Linked DNA regions of Homo sapiens: region 1 is linked to region 2. Evidence: read pairs that join two places in POLR2A ChIA-PET (ENCODE). Cell type or tissue: GM12878. All regions are shown on one strand.

Region 1 (2,500 bases), 350 kb before region 2:
CCCAAGTTGCAAAGGACACACAGCAAGGCATGTGCAGTTATTATTCTGGGTGGTGGCATTTGGGTGATTCTAAGAGATTCATTCTCTTGCTTGTAACTCTTCAGTGGGGCCCATTGTTCTAAGGATGAAGCCTCGCGGACCACACAAGATATGCTGATGAGGCCTCATGTTGTCTGACCCATGCCTGCCTTGCCAACCTGAGTTGCTCCCTCTCTCTCTGGTCCGACAGGCCATCTCTCCTTTCCTCCAGCCTCGGTCCTGGTAGTCTGAGGACCTTTGCACAGGCTCTTTCCTCCACCGGGAAGCCTCTTCCCTGACAGCCCACTTTCCCTTTGCTGCCTCTCCTTCTGTTTTTTTTTTTTTTTTGAGACAGAGTCTTACTCTGTCACCCAGGCTAGAGTACAGTGGCACAATCTCGGCTCACTACAACCTCTGCCTCCCAGGTTCAAGTGATTCTTCTGCTTCAGCCTCCTGAGTAGCTGGGACTACGGGCATTTGCTACCACGCCCGGCTAATTTTTTGTATTTTTAGTAGAGACGGGGTTTCACCATGTTGGCCAGGCTGGTCTCGAACTCCTGACCTTGTGATCCGCCTGCCTCGGCCTCCCGTAGTGCTGGGATTACAGGCGTGAGCCACTGCACCTGGCTGCCTCTCCTTTTATCAGCTCAGTCTTCACTTCTTTAGAGAACCTGCCCTGACTCCCCAAGGCCAGACTCTCCCAGCCCCAAATGTCTCTCCTGGAGGTCCCCGACCCCATTGAGATGAAATGCCCAGTCCTTCTCCCCTGCCCAGTTCTCAGTTCCAAGAAGGCAGGGACGATGCCAGTCTCCCTCCTCTGTTTCTGCTGTGTGTGCCACCAAACAGCAGCACAGAGCTTTACTGAGTGAATGACATGAATACCTTTCTAGATGGCCTGCATTGTGTGTGTGTGTGTGTGTGTGTGTGTGTGTGTGTGTGTGTGTGTGTGAGATGGAGTCTCACTCTGCTGCCCAGGCTGGAGTGCAGTGGGGCGATCTTGGCTCACTGCAGCCTCCACCTCCCGAGCTCAAGCAAATCCTCCCACTTCAGCCTCCCAAGTAGCTGGGATTACAGGTGCCTGCCACCATGCCCGGCTAATTTTTGTAATTGTAGTAGAGATGGGGTTTCACCATGTTGGCCAGGCTGGTCCTGAACTCCTGACCTCAAGTGATCCACCTGCCAAAGTGCTGGGATTACAGGTGTGAGCCACTGCACCTGGCCTGGCCTGCATTTTTATAACTAGCATTTATCCCTCCTTTGAGGGAAAAAACCAAAAATATTTTTTCTGGCAATGCATGATCATTGCAAGAATGTAAAATAATCCAGAGGATGTTAAATTATCCCTATTATATCTTTTTTTTTTTTTTTTTTTTTTTGGGAATCAGGACACTAAAGCAGAAAAAGGAAAGAAGTGAAGGCAAGACATTTCCATATCTTCTTTTTTCTTGAAAGCTGCGGTGTGGTGGAATGTGGCTCTGGAGTCAAACTATCTAAAGTCAATCAATCCTGGTCCAGCACTGCTCTCCACCAGCTGTGTGATTTTGGGCAAAAGGCTTTAACTCTCTGAGTCTCAATTCATATCTATTAGGTGGAGACACTCATGCCTGCCTAGGGTTATTGTGAAGACTCAGTAAGATAATACACATAAAATGCTTAACAAAAGACCAGTGCATAATAAGCATTTAATAATGAATATTTGCACAACCATCCGCCTATCTCTGTCTGGCTAATACAGAACCCAGAGTCAATCATTTTGACAGTTCCATGTAAGCAGGGACATCATCTGTTTTGCTCCCTACCATAATGCCAGTCGTAGGATGGTGCCTAGCACATAATAAAAGTTCAATAAGTATGTTTTGAATACATTTGAAGACACTGATGAATTTCTTAAGATCCTAGACAGCATTACTCATTTTTCTTTTCTTTTTCTTTTTTCTTGAGACGGAGTCTCGCTCTGTTGCCCAGGCTGGAGTGCAGTGGCACAATCTCGGCTCACTGCAAGCTCCGCCTCCCGGATTCATGTGATTCTCCTGCCTCAGCCTCCCGAGTAGCTGGGACTACAGGTGCCTGCCATCACGCCTGGCTAATTACTCATTTTTCTGAGATGGCAGAATTGGAAAAAAATCACGAACACATCTTTTCTCCTGTTTATTTTATTTTATTATTTATTTATTTATTTGAGATTTGAGATTTATTTATCTTGCTCTGCCACCGAGGCTGGAGTGCAGTGGTGCAATCTTGGCTCACTGCAACCTTCACCTCCTGGGTTCAAGTGATGTTTCTGCTTCAGCCTCCCGAGTAGCTGGGATTACAGGCCCTTGCCACTATGCCCAGCTAATTTTTTTTTGTATTTTTAGTAGAGATGGGGTTTCACCATGTTGGCCAGGCTGGTGTTGAACTCCCGACCTCAGGTGATCCGCCTGCCTTGGCTTCCCAAAGTGCTGGGATTACAGGTGTGAGCCACCATGGCTGGCCTATTTTA
Region 2 (2,500 bases):
CCATAGGTACCTCCTCTGGAGGACGATGATGAGAAGGGTCCTTAGGAGGCACTGGATGGACTGTGCCTTTTCCTTTACTCTCAGTTCTCTTTTTATTAATTAAAGACCTCTGAAGGAAGAAAATAAGTCAGCCCAGTTCCACTGCAAGTTCTAACAGCATTGGTTTTTGGAAAATGTTTCCTAAGATATTTTTATATTTAATGTGAGAGAGGCTTCCCTCTCATGATGCCAGTCCATTCTACATTACTGTGTTCTACATTGACATGCCACTGATCCCATATGCCTTCTCAGTAGCAATTCTTCCTTACCCTATAGAGCGTACTAAACATTCTCAAGCCCTTGTTAAACATACTACTTAGCTATTCTCCAAGTTATATTTAAAAATGGGTGACATTGCTCATGGATGTGCAGATTGGCATCATAATCAATACACACACAAAATACAAAAGGTGTGGTAAGAGCTAGGCTCAAGCTGATCAGTGCAGCCAATAGATATCGAGGCCTATCACGTAATCAGGCACATTAATAAGTCACGATTCATTTTCTTTTTAGCAGGGAGGACATGCTATACATCTAATCAGTATATTTTTAATAAAGGAATAGCCCACTTGTAATAAATACATACATACATTCCAAATAGCTTGTGTGATTTTCCAAATTGAGCAAAAAATGTGGTCAAACTGGTTTAGGGTACAAGTTTAAATTCCAAAAGGCATTTTTGCATTTCTGCTAACTAGAGTAGGAAGAGGAGGAAAACCATCCAACAGCACCATTACTATCTCTGCATCACACCTGCCTTTGAAAGATCAGAACTGAAAAGGCAGACTGGCTGGTGCTGCCCATCAGAAGCCTTAATTCTTTTCACCCTCTGGATGAGACCTGCAGAATCAACAATCAAAAAAGTTCTTCCGCTGATAATTATTCTAGGATGATTTGGAATATTTCTCATGCTCTTTAAAAAAAAAAAAGCTGGCACATCTCAAATTTCACCCACACCCACCTCTATTTGGAGTTTTCAGGCCATTGGGGAAACCTACCGTCACCGCCAATCCTGACCTGTAAACTGCAAGTCAGGAGGAATCCAATAGGATGGCAGAAACAGTCTTGACATCTCACTTCAGAAGACAATGTCAGTGCACTGCTTGCCAGATGACATCCTATGCTGTGTTCCTCGGAGCTGCAAATACTTCTTCCGGGTGGGGAGCAGGCCCCTGGGACACCGAAACTGGCTCACATCCACAGGCAATATAGTAATTAATGGTGTCTTTCAGGGCAAGCGCAGTAAAAAAATAATTGCTCTCAAATTTTTACTGCTAATAAATGATTGGTACAGTCAATATTTGTGTTGTTGGGAGTGGATGTGTGGCTCTATGTGTTAGAGGATGAGGAGGAAAGTCTTTTGGATGCAAATATCCAAACCAGTCTATCAGCTCAGTTAATAACTCTGACCTGCCAGACCACAAGTGCTGAATATGTTGACTTTAAATGTCTACAGGGAACATATGTCATGGATCAGAGAACACACTGATTAGTCCAACAGAGACCAAAGTCTGTCACTTTGGTCATGGTGCAAAGATGTGCCAAACAGGGTCACTAAAGAGAGTAAATAAATGGGAGAAAAATACCAAAGCAAAGTTGGTTTTAGAGAGAGGCTGAGCTGCCAACTACCTGGCTAAATGCTATTTGATTAGGTAAAATATATTTCCTGCCCCAGCACACCTGCCCACTGTGTTAAAACATCGCTTCCCCTTTCTTAAAATAACTACCAGCTTGCTGATGCCAAGTAACTCTCACTCATGTCGTAATCATTTACTATCATATGATAGGTCATCAGCTTTCTGCCTATTGAATCCCGCAGATGCTCTAGCTTCTCATCACACACACACACACACACACAGCCTTATAAACAGAGATTTAAAGATGACTGTGCTCAGGGTGTTTACTGGGAAGTCAGTTCTCCTAAGGAACAGGAATCCCTTGCTGGTATGAACTGTGAACACAGAGAAAATTGTGAGGGCCAAACAGAATCGAATCTTTACTAATGTGGGTAAGCAATAACCTGCTATGTCTTTATGGGCTAGTTAGCTCAGCTATGGGCTAATTAGCTCAGCTGGTTAGACGATGGATATAGCTCGGGCCACAGCAATAAGTCTGATTCCCATGTGAAGAGGACAAATGACCTCCTGGCTACAGACTGACTCCTTTATCTCCAGCCATCATTCCACAGATAGACGCTCTCAGGGTGGAATGTGGGGCTACACGACTCAAAGGCACTGTCAAGGTGGTAGGTTAGTAGCACGGTCTCAAATAGGGGTGGGGTCACTAAAGAGAGTAAATAAATGGATTTAGACTTGAGCCACAAAACACACGGCTTTTCTCTACCACCAACATGATAATTATTTGTTATCTTCTCCAAGAAATCACAAAATAGCTGCCACAGAGAGTTCTCCAAAACTGGTATAGGAATATACTTTTTAACTTTGCAAAGGTAATTCCATTT

What was found. Peaks named below come from ENCODE experiments on the same cell type or tissue, not always from the same donor. Only the 100,000 strongest peaks of a DNase experiment are listed, where the experiment ranks them.
Region 1: POLR2A ChIA-PET joins it to region 2 with 8 read pairs; 5 of 35 experiments call an interaction of 5 or more read pairs at or near these places.

Annotation. Positions count from the first base shown.
Region 1 is chr3:73,103,692-73,106,191 of GRCh38, forward strand. All of the region lies in intron 1 of LOC107986098 (a long non-coding RNA gene), which reads left to right. Among named protein-coding and RNA genes, the nearest start is that of EBLN2, 43 kb to the left of the region's middle. In GM12878, no CTCF peak of the experiment used is centred here; no DNase peak of the experiment used is centred here.
Region 2 is chr3:73,449,975-73,452,474 of GRCh38, forward strand. All of the region lies in intron 3 of PDZRN3 (PDZ domain containing ring finger 3), which reads right to left. Among named protein-coding and RNA genes, the nearest start is that of PDZRN3-AS1, 170 kb to the right of the region's middle. In GM12878, no CTCF peak of the experiment used is centred here; DNase peaks (open chromatin) are centred at 7, 1,558 and 1,737; H3K27ac peaks cover 222 bases.